2 separate regions of the Mus musculus genome follow, and region 2 is linked to region 1. The links are chromatin loops, found by intact Hi-C in ENCODE. Cell type or tissue: heart. All regions are shown on one strand.

Region 1 (8,000 bases):
AACACTAAACAGCTGGATGCACGGTGGCCTGGCGACCTCGGGACTGGGCTGCAGGGAAACTGCTAATTGGAAATAGAAGATCCGTGTGGTCCTTCAGACCTGGCGTGTCAAGCTGCTGTTCTATTTCTCTTCCTGTTTTCCTATTGCAGGGGAATCGAGTGAAGAGAACTTTCAGCTGGTCAGCAATGCCAAAAGGCTAAAGGAGACTGGCTCTCTCAGTAGCCAACATGCCACAAAGAGAAACGTGCGTGGTCAGATGGAGATGTGGCAGAAGGCCACAGGCTACAAATTTAGTGGTTTCAAAAATAAAAGAGAAAAAGCAAACCCCACTCAGATAGGTACACTAGCATCCTAGTCTAGAGCAGCCTTAGCGCTCAACTCCCCTACACCCTCTACAGCAGCTACCATAATGAGAGTCCACAAGAATGAAGCAAACTGGCCCATCTGCACTGGCTCAGCGGCCTCCGTGTTGGCAAGCATGGAGAACATCCTATATAAATTATAAAAAGAGTATCCCTCTAGGGATTCAGCTCTGTTGGAAGACTGTTTGCTTAGCCTGCGCAGGGCCCTGGGTTTGATCCCCAGTACTATATAAAATCTAGCATGCTGGTGCATAGCTATAATCCCAGCATTGGAGGCAGGAAGCTATAATCCCAGCACTGGAGGCTGGTGCATAGCTATAATCTCCAGAGTTAGAGGCAGGAAGATTGGGAGTTCAAGGGGTGCTTAGTTGTCCTCAGCTACGTATAGAACTCAAAGGCCAGCCTAGCATATAGCAGACCCTGTCTCAAATAAATAAACAAAAGAATATACTTTGAGAAATACTGTAGTACAAATTATTTCCACATTTATAGTGGATATTTCAACTTAGCATTTAAATGAAATAATTACTGACTAGTGGATGATTCTCATTTCAATGCATAGATTAAATTTCTACCATTGGGGGGAAAACAAATGGAAAATGAGGCGAAGCTGGATTCCACATTACCCACGCATGGAAAGAACTGACTGTACAAGCAACTTCCTCTAAGGCTCTCAACCTTGGTCACATAGTCTGTCAACTGAGGCACTTAAAAAATACCAATGTCTGGGTGCTACCCCAAACCAATTAAACTCAAACATCCAGAGGGGGAGCCCTGGTATCAGCAATTTTTAAATGCTCACCAAGCAATTCCTATTTGCAGTCAAGGTCAAAACCCACCAGCTCTGATGAAATCTGAGGGGTTAGTCCTGAGAATCAACTGTCCGCTCTCAAATGGCATTCGGGCCCGACCTCAGAAACAGTTAGGCATCTGACACAAAAAAAAAACCAAGAATCGTGCTCGCTTCGGCAGCACATATACTAAAATTGGAACGATACAGAGAAGATTAGCATGGCCCCTGCGCAAGGATGACACGCAAATTCATGAAGCATTCCATATTTTTGTGGAACAACAATATGAACTAGCCAGCACCCGGGAGCTCTTGTCTTTAGCTGCATATGTATCAGAAGATGGCCTAGTCGGCCATCACTGCAAAGAGAGGCCCATTGGACTTGCAAACTTTATATGCCCCAGTACAGGGGAACGCCAGGGCCAAAAAGGGGGAGTGGGTGGGTAGGGGATTAGGGGGGTGGGTATGGGGGACCTTTGGGATAGCATTGAAAATGTAAACGAGGAAAATACCTAATAAAAAAGAAAGAAAGAAAGAAAGAAAGAAAGAAAGAAAGAAAGAAAGAAAGAAAGAAAGAAAGACCAAGAATCAAACAAAGCACCAGGAAAGCAAACTCCTCTGGGATCCACAAACACAGACTCTGCAGGTAGGCCTTCCTGCAGAAGCCAGAGCGGAGAGATCGTCGCAGGGATGTGCGCCATTCCATTCTCTGTCAAATAGTGGCTAAAGCAGAAAATTAGCTCTGTCGTCATCATTGATTAAGCAGTATTTTTCAAAGCCTCCAGTCATCAGTAAAGGAGTCCTACTCAACAGATTAACAGATTATTTTAGTGATTAGCTAGTGGTTTTCATTGGGTTAGCAAAGTGCCTTATAGATGCAGTGCACCCAGGCATGGGCTGCAGCTGTGACAGAGGCAATATCTCCATGCCTCTCCCTGACCTGTGCCTGATAGCCCCAGGACCAGGAACGCTTGAAGAGGATGCATAGAGCCTGGGTCACTGTTGTCATTACCTCATCTACTTCCTTTTACATTCTAGTTGGACTTAACAATATTCAGCGCTCTTTCTCTCTCTCTCTCTCTCTCTCTCTCTCTCTCTCTGTGTGTGTGTGTGTCTCTCTCTCTCTCTCTCTCTCTGTCTCTCTCTCTCTCTCTGTGTCTCTCTCTCTCTCTCTGTCTCTCTCTCTCTCTGTGTCTCTCTCTCTCTCTCTCTCTCTCTCTCTCTCTCTCCTTTCGCTAAGGAAATAAGCACAGTAGCATGAAACTTGCCTTCTCTAAATCCTCTGCGGTTGGTGAGGCATTTCCACACGCTTCCTCTATACACCTCCCCTTTTCACATCATCAACAACGCAGCCTCAGCGAGCTGGGCTGTACCAGCCAGGCAATTTTTCAGGTGCCAACATGTGCCTTGAGTATGCCTTGGCCAAGGCAGTGGCTGGCAGCCAAAGAACCAGGCAGGGACACTTCATTCTTGCCCTGAATTCGAATTCTAACGCACCAAATCTCTTGCCCGCCCTGCTAAAAAAAAAAAAAAAAAAAAAAGGTCCACTCCTTGTAGCCCTTAACAATTCCCTCTGCAGGCAGCAGCAGCTGGAGATCATGAAAGACAGAGAGCTCAGGGCCCAGGAAGCTGAAGATGCAGGTTTTTATAGCCAGGAGACCTTGAGTGAGCCATTTAACCTCTCTGACCTTCTGTTTTCTCTTCTGTAAAATGGAAATAAAAATATCCATCCTGTCTTCCTTAATAGATTGCCGTGAGATCGGGGTGGCATGATAGATGTAGGGGCTTTGCAAAATGTTAAGTCCCAAGTTTTATCTTTACAGCATATGATCCCGGCTCCCCTGAACACCATTCTTCATGACAAAGAGAGCCGTCAACATCAAACACACACTTGAAGGGCCCCTCTGGGGACGAAAGTTCTCCTTCCTACTGTCTGACTTACTGATGGGGATAGATATTCCCAAGGCATAGCAAATTCTGCTGGCCTTGGTCCCCTGAGAGCTGTCACAGAATATATGACAAAAAAGCCCAGAAAAGATAAAGGGATTAAAGGGATCAAAGGAAGAGGTTTTGTTTTAGCAAAGGCCTTTTCCATAGAGGTTATTAGAGAGGACAGACTTCCTGATCACCCCTGATGCTTCACATGGGGTCCCATGTGAGGCCCATTCAGCCAGAATGACCTCTATGGAGAACTCACATATCCTGAAGAACCTAGCTACCTGGATTTCAGTTTGTCAGTTGTACTTGGACAGGCAAAACAGGCCAGAGAGCAAGAACTTCACTGGTGTGGGAAGCAGTCAGAGGAGAGCGAGATGGTCCATCGGTGAAGTGCCTGCCGAGCAAGCAAAAGAGTCTGAGTTCAGAAATCCACGTAAAAAGCCAAGAATGGCCCCTGTGCCTACAATCACAGTGCGGGCTGGGAGGGGATTTTTGAAGGGATGCTGCTCAGCCTGTCTAGCCAAGCAGCAGATTCCAGTCATGGAGAGACCCCTGTCTCAAAAAGTAAGAGCTACAGAGGAAGGTATAAACATTGCCCTCTGACCTCTCCCCAACTGAAGAAAGCACCAAGAGAGAAAGAAGTAATGGGAGGGGGGATGAAGGGAGAGAAGGGAAGGGGGGAAGGGGAAGAGGGAGGGAGAGTATGTTAGACAGAAGAGCAACAACAGGAGTTACCCCAGCCAAGGGATGGCTGCCTTACAGTTAAGTAGAATGAAGCTGGGCTCCTAGGAATGAGTGTCACATTAAACAAAAGATTCAATGTGGAAAGTGTAGCCAGTACAAATGCAGCTTTTAAACATTAATAGAAGGAGAGGCAGGCACAGTGGCTGGGCAGGCCTCCCACTGGTTCGTTCAAGAAACTTGATGTGTAGTGACATCTAGTGGCATCACATATGAAAGGCTGCTGAAGTTTTTTTTTTTTTTTTTTTTTTTTTTTTTTTTTGAGTGGATGAATCAAAGTTTGTCTATATCTACAGGACAGAGAGCAGCCTTTTGTAATTCTCTGCCGCACTTGCTCATGCTCCAGGAACTAGAACTTTGAGAAAACCCATTCAGTGGTCATGTATGGTAGTGGAAACAAGAAAGGGACCAAGCATCTTTGGGCTTGCTATATGTTTATTTTTATTTAAATCGGGGCATATCACCAGTTGTGTTCTTGAGTCCATGAATGTAGCTGCGAGAATGAGTGACATATGGGCCAACGATCTAAGACATGTTGCCTGAACGGAGAGAGAAGCACTAAAGGATGACGTCACGTGGAGAACATGTCCCCCTTTGAAATAACACTTTTAAAATACATTTCATCTCAAACTGGCTGCCATTCTTCCTTTTACCCGAGAACTTGCAAGGTTTCCTTAAAAACTGTGGCATCCCAAGCTGACCAGTACAACCTAAGTTTTACTGTTACACAGACCACCAGCAATGTGGGTTGACGGTAGCAAGCTAACACTTTTCCAGGGTGTCTCAGAAAGCTCAAGCTGTTCCAGCAGATAAGAGTCTGCATTTCTGAGACACCCTCTCCAATCAAGAAATGAGTAGAACTCTCTGAATAAGCCAGCAGTGTCAGGATCGAGTGGAGAGAGAAGAAACCTCCCTGGAGGCTGCCTGAAGCCCAGGGAAAGAGCGACCATATGGCTTCCCGTTCTTGTCCTTTGTTAGGCACGGTTCTCAAAAGGAATAGAACCAACAGAACATAAATACATTATCAAAGGAGAATTATTAGCTTGGCTTACAAACAACCTGAAGAGAAATCCCTTTATCTTTCTCCAAGCCATCCAACAATGGCAGCCTACATGCTGGCGAGGCAGAGGTGCCCAGAGAGGTTAGGTCCGTAAAGCTGGATGCCTCCACTCAAAATGGGTTCCAAACAGCCACCAAATCCCTCAAGAGCTGTGAGTATTCAGTCCACATGGAAAGAACAAAACAGCTGGAGTGTGTTGTCATTGGAGGATGGCAGCAGCAATGATAGGCAGACTCCTGACACTTTTGTTCTTGGAGGGCATGGGATGGTCCCACCCACTCCCTCTAAGACTGGGTCTTCCCCTCTCAATCCTCTGAATCATCCTCATAGACACACCATGTCTCCTTCATTGGTTCTAAGACCCACCAAATCAGCAGTCAAGACCGACACATCACACATTCCTTACTGAAAAGGCCTCCTGCGGTTTTGAAAAAGTGTATGCTCTCCTATTTGTTCAACAAATAGTTCAAGACCAAGATTATGAATACATAAAAATAAAACAAAATCTTCTCTGTAGAGTGTTTCCTTGTCTTGGTCATTGCATTTGTCATATGAAGTGGCTTTTGAGCTCAAGTTAGGACTACAGTTGGAGCTTGTTTAAGACTTCAAATCCTGTGTCACATTAACGCAAGGAAATATGCTTGTAGATCACCTTTTGGTACAATCTAGCTCATCCAGGCTGAGCTGAGTGCCCGGAAGCGCCTCCTAGTGTTCAGTAGCAATATCTGCACCAAGGACAAGCTCAGCGGCTAAACCATAGATACCATCCAGCCATGTCTACCTGGAATGTTCCAAAGCCTGATGGATTGGGGGAAGGGATAGAAGGGAGCTGGAGGCTGAAGAATCCTGTCACTGTTGTCATAAGCACACTTAACCTCAAGTCCAATAACCCCATCAGACAGGCAGCTCCCTGCCCTCTAAACTCTCCAGAAAGAGATGTTATCCCCTTAATTGGTCAGTGGGCGTATTCCTCCCATGTTCAGATGTATAGTGCTATAGCTATTAGGAAAGGCACCCTGGAGAACTGGACAGGTGTATGAAGTGTGCATGAGTTGATGCACGCTCTCATGTATGTATGTATGCATGCATGTATGTGTGAAAGCTTCCTCTCCCAAATGGCCTTTCCTAGCCGTCTACTACAAGCATCCCATCTGCCCTGCTCATCACCAGAGACCTTTTCTAGCCTCCAGATCTGATCTCCAGTCCTCGACACTGCCCATCATGGCATCAGATGGCCCACAAGAATTTCACCTTCGTGTACAGAACTGAACTTGCCCTCCTCTCTCAGATCTACACTACCCTCCTCCCAGACTCCAGCTCAGTTACTGACACACCATCACCTGCTCACTCAAGCAACTTTTCTCGCACGCCTCTCTCCGTCCAAGTTCTAACGAGTCCTGACCCTGCTTAGCTCCCAGGATCTGGAATGTTCAGAATGGCATGGCTGCACATATGTCCTTTCCCCTTGCTTCCCTCCAACCTCCCCTAGCCCAGAGAATTACCAGGCCCAACGATTCTTCCCTCCAAGTCCCCCTCTGCTGAACCTCCCATCCTGTCTCTATTCATGCCCTCAGTTCCTTCCCCTCCATTGGCTTTAGAACAGCCACCCAGCCTTCAGGCTCACCCTCTCTAATACGATGCCACAGTAGCCTTTTCAATCCTGCCTTTGCCATCCTCTTGACTGAATTCTTCTGCCCGAGAATTCCAAGCCTTTCCCTAACTTGGATTCTAGGAATCATCTCTAAACAACCTTCACGTGTCCTTCATGTGCCTTACCTATGCAGATAGAATCTTGGAACCTGCCATCCTCCTCTGCCCTCTGTATCCTTGTGCATGCTGCTCCCTCTGAGTATGATGCTCTTCCTTATGTCCCCAGATGTCCACTCACTCCCTGCTATACCGGTGGTTCTCAGCTTTTGGGTCTCAATCCTTTTAGGGGAGTCAAATGACCCTTACACAGGGGTCATATATCAGATATCCTGCATATCAGATATTTATATTACAATTCATAACAATAGAAAGATGAATGGTTAGGGAGTAGCAGTGAAATAATTTTGTGGTTGTGGATCACCACAACATGAGGGACTGTGTTAAAGGGTTGCAGCATTAGGAAGGGTGAGAGCCACTGCTTTGTACAGATTTGGTTGCACCTTCCTCTATGTTTATGAAACTTTCTCCTTTTTTCTGCGCCTCAACTTTCTGTATGTCTCATACTTCTGTTTTCCTATTCTTCTCCACTAGAGTGCAAAATCCTTAAAGGATATGTCGGTATCTTTAATACTCTTTTTTACCTCTAGCATTTGGCATAAATTTGGCATTGATTTAATGGTTCAGTAAACATTTGTTAAAAGACTGGAGAGAAAACTTAGTTGGCAAAACGCTAGACATAGAGTCATGAGAAGTTGCGTTTGATCCCCAAAACCTATGTGAGAAGTCATATTTGATGGCACACACTTGTAACCCTAGCACTGCCTGAGACAGGCAGATCCCTACAGTTCCCTGGCCCAGCAACTTGACCTACTTGGCAAGTTTAAGGACAAAGAGTCCCTGTCCTAACCAAGTGGACAGCACTTTCAGAGCACCCAAGCTGGACCTCTGGCTTACACACACAGGAATAAAATAAGCATTTGTTGAATGAGTCAAAATGAAAAACAGCCAATTGCCTGCACACAGCAGAGGGCCTTCTGAGTCAGAACTCAGACTCGTGAGTCCTACTGTGCATTCCGCAATTTCCATCATGCCGGTGGTCCTTCCTCCTCCTTCTTCCCTGCTGACTGGCATCCTCATTTCCCTCTGGGAAAAACCCTTCTCCATGAAGACCATATGGGAAAGTGGACTCGGTTTCCAGTTCCAGAATGGCACATTTCTATCTTAGTGATTGGCTCCAGCAGGGCATAACTGATTTGAGTCCCATAAGTCATGGGAAAAAAAAAAAAAAAGAAAGATTCTCCACGGGCTTCTCAAAGGCCCAGGAGGAACCCCCACTTCCTCTTCTGGACTCTGTCAGATGCAGGCCATGGCCAACTTCCAGCCTAAGAAGAAAGGAAATACCAACAGAGCTCAAAGCGCCCTGCAGTGATGGGGCAGGAGCCTCTGCACTCAGCTACAC
Region 2 (8,000 bases), 520 kb before region 1:
GTGAAATTTTAGCATTCTTCAAAATAAGAAGAATTTGACAACTTCAAAGTATTTTTGTACTGGGCATTAAACCCAAGGTCCTGAGCATACTAAACAGGTGTGCTACAACGGAGCCACACCCTCAGTCTAGAATTTGTGTTGTTGTTGTTGTTGTTTTTAATCTGAGTAAACAGGGAAACAGGGTTCTCTACATGGTAAAGAGCTCTCCCACTGACCACATAGTTGGTCTGTGGGCAGAAACGATGGAGGGAGTTTGTTTATGTTAAAGACAAGGACATGCTATGCCACTGCTCCTGTTCAATGGAATAAAGCAGGCCACACTTAGAAAAAGGAGAAGAAGCTATAAAGACTGCAAAAGGTCTAAGAGTAAAAGGGGTTACTTTTTGTGGATTATCATTGTCTACAACTCCAAACCAAATCTACAGGTAAGACTAAAAATTAGGAAGCTTAATTAATTTCAAAACCAGCATCTAGAAGCTGGTTACATTACCCTCATGTTTTAGCAAACAGGTAAAAATATTTATTTGTAAGGGATATTATTTAAAGACCCCCAAGAGCAAACCTAACAAAGAGTGTACAGATTCTAGGGGGAAAAAAAAAGTATTGAAAACCACTAAAGAAGTCTTTAGTTAATAGGGCAATATACCATGTTCTATAATAGTAAAACTCAACATCATAAAAATGTCAATTTCCCCAAACTGATCTACGGATTTAATGTAATTTTAATCAAAATCTCAATCAGTGTGCAGAATTTCACGAGTAAATTTATACAGAAAATAAAAGTGCCACAAGCACCCACACTCCAAGGAGCCACTGTGACCTAGGGGAACTTTCTTAAACAGTCATTAACTTGTCACAGGATCCTGGTAATTAAAAAACAGTGTGACACAGGGACAGACAGAGGGACCAGCCTCGGCACAGACTACACAGACTACTGGGAAAGCCTTGTGTGCTGAGAACTACACGATGAACGGCAGTACTTGGCAGCACGTTTTGACACAATTTATTCTGTCATGGATTATGATGATGTCAAGATGAGCTGTATCCAAACAAGATGTCCATGACGGTAAGCGGGAATTCTCCAACTTTACACAGCCAAGGAATGTCACTGCCAGCATCTTTCCAACCTCAGTCTTCTCCTACTATTGCTTTGTTTTGAAGGATAGCTAGCAGATAAAGCAAGGCAAAGAGCCTGTACATTAAGGAAGATGACAGCTCCTAAAAAGAATTTTAGCAGCAAACTAGGCAGAATGTGGTAAATGCAAGAGAGTCAGCTAGGGCGGATGCTATAGGCAACGGTCAAGAGTTGAACAGGATGGCGTAAGGAACCTTGTGGTGATAAATCTGCCATGTGTGGTTTCAGGTCACTAAAGATCTGGCTCTGGAAGTGGAACTGTCCTACTTACTACAGACCCAAGTATGTTTATGCCAATGTGTCCTCTAAGGCTTCTTCTCTGAGGATGGGCTGTCCCCCAAACCCTGTGACAGGGAAGAAAGAGAACAGGAGAACATTCAACAGTGAGAACACTGTGACTTTGAGAACTGCTCGAGGGTGAACCAGTTCCAACAGGGGTTACTGTGGTAGGAAAACCCAGCCATGGCAAGAAAGCTCAACTGGGAGCAACAGCGGGCTGCCTCAGCTTCCCAAGTTGCTCTCCATTGGATGCTGTAAGTGCCCGACTTAATGATGCTTAACTATCTATTACCGCTTTCTATTGATTCTTTTACTTTAGCTTGCTACATACTTAATACATCGACTCATCCTAGACAGAAAGGAGGGCTCTCAAAGATCATCCTCTGACCTGTACAGGATAAAGGTAAGAAAAGCACACTCAAGCCAGACCAGGAGTCCAGGTAATTGAGGAAGGGAAACTGGGAGTCACAGAGTAAAGCCTTGACAGGTAATGTGCTCTGCTGATTTATGTGGGTCACAGCTGGAGATAAAAGAAAACAGCCCCTCCCCCCAGACACACACTCAAATTGCAAGGTGGACATTCACACCTTGTGAATCTGGCATCTCTCATGGGGGACGGGGATACTCAGAACTCCAAAACACCACAGAGACCCAAACCCTGCATCTGTACAGCTGTTAGCTCTAAATCTTCAGAGCCATATTTAACACTTCATGCATACAGGAAGAGGCGAGGATTTAAAGTCAGCCACACAAAGTGCTGTATTTTAAAATCACCAGGGCAGAAGGTAAATCAGGTTTACCTTGTCCCATAAAGTTTCTTCCCAAAGAGCTGTGAGTCTGTGGCTGGGCTCTCAAATACTTAGTTTAGTTATGCGAAATTCCTATTAACATGTTTTATGTTCTAAGCTCATTTAATAGCTTGATTTTTTTTTCTAGCAGTTTGTTTATGCCTTGCGTCCACGGATGCTGAGAGAAACACACTTTAAATAAAAATGAAATGCAAGAAAAATGGTGTTTTAAAGAATGGAAATCAAATTAAAATCTAAATTGCAAATTGTATAACACATGTAAGAAAGCAAAGTTAGAATAGCAAGAAATGCAGAAAGGGGACGTAGTTTAGAGGGCCATAAACCAGATAATAATATTAATTGCAGTAAGAAGGCTTATTTAAATGGGAAGGCCAAAACTGAGGCTTTTCATAAGCAATGGTCCTGACTTCCATGCAGAACACGCCAATATTTTCTTACTTCCTTTTGCGAAGCAAACCAATTGGAGTATGTTCCCAAAGAACCAGTTTTATTTGCTGGGAACTATTTGTTATCTTAGCTACAACCCTGCAGCTTTTCAAGCAACGAATGGTTGTCTCACATCTGGAGAAGAAAAAAGGAAAAAGTGACGGCAGGATGCTTGAATACTGGAGATTGTGGGGGTGGGTGTTCCTTACTAATTAACATAATTAGCTTGGAAGCAGCTCTCACAATAACGGTTGACACTCGTGGCAGTTTAGTGGCAGTTAATGACACATGTAACAAAAATGTTTTTCTTTCCATTCAAATATGAAATTAAATACAGCTCTTAAAAAATAGGTGGGTTAGGTCTCACATGATTCTCCTTTCAACAGTTAGGCTAGACTTGAAGAAGTTACGAACTTTGGTTGTCAGGTTTGGCTTAAACTCAAAACCATCCTGCTGGCCCAAGTTTCTAATTTTTAATCTCATCTATTGTTACTTAGTATACACATTTTATAAGTTGGTATGCATGCTGAAAGTTGGCTGACACGTACCAAAGATAAAGGTGAATATATTTCCTTCCAGGTATATAAATACCTGCAAGCCACATATATACCTCAGTTCCCTCTTTAGCCATCCCAAGACCACCCAGCCCTCTCCAGGACCTGCTAACAAAATGGTTGCCACATGGCACAATTCTGCCTCCACATCCACTCTAAAAGCGTCCGGCCAAAATCTTCTCTGACAGGTTGCAAGTGGAAAGGCTCAGATATGTCAAAACATTTTGAGTACTATCTGTAAGCGCGTGAAAAAAAATCATTGGTTTGTATCTTTCATTTATTGACTGTGTACAAACATGTCTACATGCATGTATGCCATAACACATATGTGGAGGTGTTAGGACAACTTGTGGCCAGCAGTTTTTATGTTTGTTTTAGGAACCAAATGCACGGGATTAGACTTGGCAGCAAGTGACTTTCTGTGCTGAGCCACCTTACAGGCCCATGAAGACCATTTAAAAATACACTCATATCTTAAGAATTCAGACTCAAAAATGTTTCATTTGATGGGATGGTCCAGCAGAAATATTAGCAGCCCATGAAGGATCCTCTAACTATGCTGTATGTGGGCAAGTAACAGCAAAGACTGGCAAGGGAAAAAAAAGATGGAAATATTAGTAATATTTTTTATAAAAGAGGTGTTACTGTTTCAAAGATCCAATGCACAGGCACCATGCAAATGCTATGCAGGATGTCAGTTCAAAAGACAGCACGACAAAAGTCATAATCCTCTACTTAAGAGGGGGCATAGGCGTCTTGGGTACACATTTCTGTCATCCATTAAGAATAATGAAAAGAATGAATTTAGTTCCTTTTCGACTTTTTTTTTAAACCTCTCCTTCCTAGTTCCCTTTTAATTTTTTAATGGTACCATCCCTTGAGATTAATGTTGAAAATGTCACATTATCCCTTCTCTAGGACTCCGGGTCTCGAGCAAGTTTTAAGCCTTGCAAATGATTCTGCAGAAACAAGACACACAGTTCTCTGAAACAGATGTTAGAGGGGTAGATCTTTCCAGGACCTGCATTATAAATGTATTTAACTATAAACTTTAAGTATGAATGTAATAAAAAAATTCCCCAGGGATTTAATACATTAATAATAGTTCCTCTTTATTCAAGATGATAGTGATTATCAACAGTGATTGTGCTCTTTAAATTTTTTTCCTTTATTTTTTATTTTATGGGTATGGGAGGTTTTGCCTACATGTAGGTCTGTGCATCATGTGTGGGCAGTACACATAGAAGTCAGAAGACGGGATTGGCTCTGCTGAGACGAGAGCTACCGACAGGTGGAACCATCCTATAGGTACTGGGAACTGCACTTAGGTCCTCTGAAAGAGCAGTCAATGCCATTAACCACAGAGCTATCTGTCCAGCCCTCGGACTGTGCTTTTGTGTTCCAGGTGGATGGTTTTTCCATGTATGTCTTCACTTGATACACACAGAATAGGGGCTATTAACATTCCTCTTGTTGAGAGGCACGGAGGCGTTAACTCTTTGGTCAAGGTCATACATCTGGCAGGCTGTACGGCTGTACACTGAGATTCCAATCCAGGGAGCCAGGTCCTGGAACTCAAACATTCATCCCATTCTCTCTCTCTCTCTCTCTCTCTCTCTCTCTCTCTCTCTCTCTGTGTGTGTGTGTGTGTGTGTGTGTGTGTGTGTATGTGTATATGTATGTGTGTGTTGGTGTTATTTTTCCATAGATCTGCATTGTATATTTCTGAGACAGGACCTACCTCTGAACCTGGAACTTTCCCTCTCAGCTAGGCTAGCTGGATAGTTAACTCCTGGAAACAACCTGCCTCCTCTTCCTTCTCCCCAGGAGCTAGGCTCAACATAACGACACGTACCGCTATGCTCAGCATTTAATAATTAAATTCTAAATCTGGCGCTTTGAAAACATTACAATTAAGATAAGGCCACTGCCAAACACTGTCTGTCTGGTCCAGCCAAGATATTCTCCTGTTGCAGGATTTGTTTTTAACAGCTAGCTCTTTTGTGTTTGTTACTGTTCTCATGCCCTGACAAAAGCCACTGAAGAGAGGAGAGGTGGGGGGTTTTATTGTTTTGTTTTTATTTGTCTGATCATAGGCCAAGGGATACAGTTCATGAAAGGGCCAGCACAGCAGCAAGTGGCTTCGCCCCTGCCTGAGGGAGCCTGCACCACGGCTTATCCCTGACATCCTGGCAGATCAGGAAGCTGAGAGAACTCAGGTGGAAAAGGACCCAGGTTGTAATCCTCAGTACCTGCCCTGTAACACACTCCTACCAGCTAAGCTCCACCTCCTAGGTTCCTTAATCCCCAAAACAGGATCACCAGCTGAAGGCCATGTGTTCAAACACAAGAGACTGTGCGGCACATTTTACAGTCAAACCACAGAAGTCCTCACATGCCAATTAAAGCATGGAATGGCCAGGATAAGAGTTCTTGTTCTTGCAAAAAAGGATGACTTGAGGGATATTTATACATCTGTGTGTGTGTGTGTGTGTGTATGTGTGTGTGTGTGTGTGTGTGTGTGTGTATCTATATTGACCCATGGCACTTTAGAGTCCAGCTATTATTTATTGAATATAAAATTGTACAGCAAAAAACAGTATAAGCACCTTCAGCTCTCCGTCTGTTTAGGATATGCCAACGACAGAGCAACTCAGGCTTTAGTGGAAGGTCAGGGAAGGAAGGGGACAGATCCAAAGTGACAGAGGAAGAACAGCAGGAACAGAAGATGAGGCTATGAGGAAGCAAACAGGAGACGCAATAGGTCTTGGGACAAAGACCACTCCCCAAGTGTGAGGTCAGAGTTACCAAAACTTGAGCCAGGGCTTTATGCTCATTTAAAAACACATCCTCCGGAGCCATGCTTAGCCAGTAGCTTAACTTATGACTGCTGAATTAGAAGAGGAGGAGGAGGAGAAGGGAGAAAAAGGAAGAGGAGAGGAAGAGGAGGAGAGGGAGAGGAAGAGGGAGAGGGGAAGGGGAAGAGGAGGTGGGAGAAGGAGGAGAAGGAGGAGGAAGAAGAGGAGGAGGAGGAGCCCTGACCAATAAAGAATACAAACAACTAAGGTAGACTCTACTGAACTGCTGTTCTCTACATGGAGGCAAATTAACATAGTATCTGCTTACAAAGAAGAGACCTCAGAGAGTCTTGGAGACTGTTACAACCAAAACAGAATTAATTGCCTTTAGATGAAAATTCCTGAAGAGAATTTTAACCATAGGCAAAGCACTCTTTCCACCTTGGAGGTTTCCTAAACAATAATAAAAATACAACTCATTTCAACTAGATGTTTGAAACCTCTCAAGGGGACATCCTTCATCCTATGAGGCATGCTGAAGGCCAATAGCTTTCCACTCACTCCATTGCCATGACCCAGGAGCCCTGGAGTTTCCATGTGGCCCTCCCTTGGATATAAGCATCATATAAGAAGAAACACCATTGCCAGCCTCTCTACCTTTTCTACCTCTCCCTGTCCCGTGGCATCCATAGGACAACTATGTCTTGAGACTTGCCTGCCTAAAACCTATGCAGGCTTTGGGGTTACTAAGCTTTTCCTGAAACCTGCAGCCTGAGTCATTCTTCTACTTTACAGCGTAACTGATGTAGGCACATCTCTAATTTCCCAGATTTAGTCTTTCAATGAGCCTTATAGTTCTTCAGAAAGAAGAACAATGCTACATTATTTCTATAAAGACTTTAATAGTAGTTGTATAGCAGGGTGTCCATTAACAGCCAATTAAGTAAGATATGACAATAATGGGGAATATACCCACTCAGAATCTAGCACCAAGTTGACACTACAGCTGTCAACAAACGAGGGATAAATATAGTTATTGACTTTTCTCATTACACTAGCCATGAAAGTGTTTGTAGAGAGATAACAAAGGTGCTGGCCATGGTGGTGCACACCCTTAATCCCAACACTCAGGAGGCAGAGGCAGGTGGTTCTCTGAGTTCAAGGCCAGCCAGTCAGGGCTACATTGAGAAAGCCTGTCTCAAAAAACAAAACAAAACAAAAAACAAAAAAAAAAAAACCAAAGCAACCAAACAAAACAAAAAAAAAAAACAAGATCAAAACCAAACCAAACCAACCAAGCAACCAAACAACAACAACAAAAACAAAAACAAAAACAAAACAAAACAAAAAAAAACAAAACAAAAATCAAAAAACAAAAGTCAGGGCTGGAGAGATGGCTCAGCAGATAAGAATACTTTATGTTCCCCCAGGGGACACAAGTTCAGCTCCTGCCACCCACATACATTAACAGTGTTGCTGCTCATAATGTGTGTGTGTGGGGGGGGGGTTGTTTGTTTGTTTGTTTGTTTGTTTTGCTTCCCTCCACAATGGCAAGTAATTAAAGAGGACAAGCATTTCTTGTCTTTAGTTACTATACAATGAATGGGCACCGCCCCATGCAGACTTTCTCAAATGCCCTTGATACCAAGAAGTCCACAGTTGGCTGGCCTCTCCAAGCACACCCACACATTGAGCTGCTCCAGCAGGTGTCCCCTGTCCTTCTGTGGAAGGACAGCACAAGTGCCTGGTAGGAAGTCCTTGTGAGTCTTTTCAGAGTGAATAGGACAGAAGACAAGACTGGGAAGCTTTAAGTTGAATGCAGGTCTTGAAAATAATCTATCCTCAACACACGGTGCTCTTCCTTCTGTCAGAAGCTGAATCAAGAAGCTCTTCCCATGAAGGGTGCAGGTTATCCTCGGGCATCGCAGCACACTCAGCAGAAGGGGAAAACGCTAGAGAATCTTCACAGAGGCAGTAGTTGGATCGCAGGGAGGATTTT

Evidence for each region. A loop is a pair of places that touch in the nucleus more often than their neighbours do. Peaks named below come from ENCODE experiments on the same cell type or tissue, not always from the same donor. Only the 100,000 strongest peaks of a DNase experiment are listed, where the experiment ranks them.
Region 2: a loop joins it to region 1, with 3 times the contacts of the local background. A loop is called at or near these places in 4 of 42 quality-filtered maps.

Annotation. Positions count from the first base shown.
Region 1 is chr13:103,640,608-103,648,607 of GRCm38, forward strand. All of the region lies in intron 1 of Gm30551 (predicted gene, 30551), which reads right to left. Gm24870 (a small nuclear RNA gene) reads left to right here and starts at 1,319; the gene lies at 1,319-1,425. In heart, CTCF peaks have their summits at 4,031 (motif pointing left), 4,231 and 5,591 (motif pointing left); no DNase peak of the experiment used is centred here.
Region 2 is chr13:103,124,274-103,132,273 of GRCm38, forward strand. The region is part of intron 3 of Mast4 (microtubule associated serine/threonine kinase family member 4); the gene reads right to left. Among named protein-coding and RNA genes, the nearest start is that of Gm30050, 31 kb to the left of the region's middle. In heart, a CTCF peak has its summit at 4,477; no DNase peak of the experiment used is centred here; H3K27ac peaks cover 1,324 bases.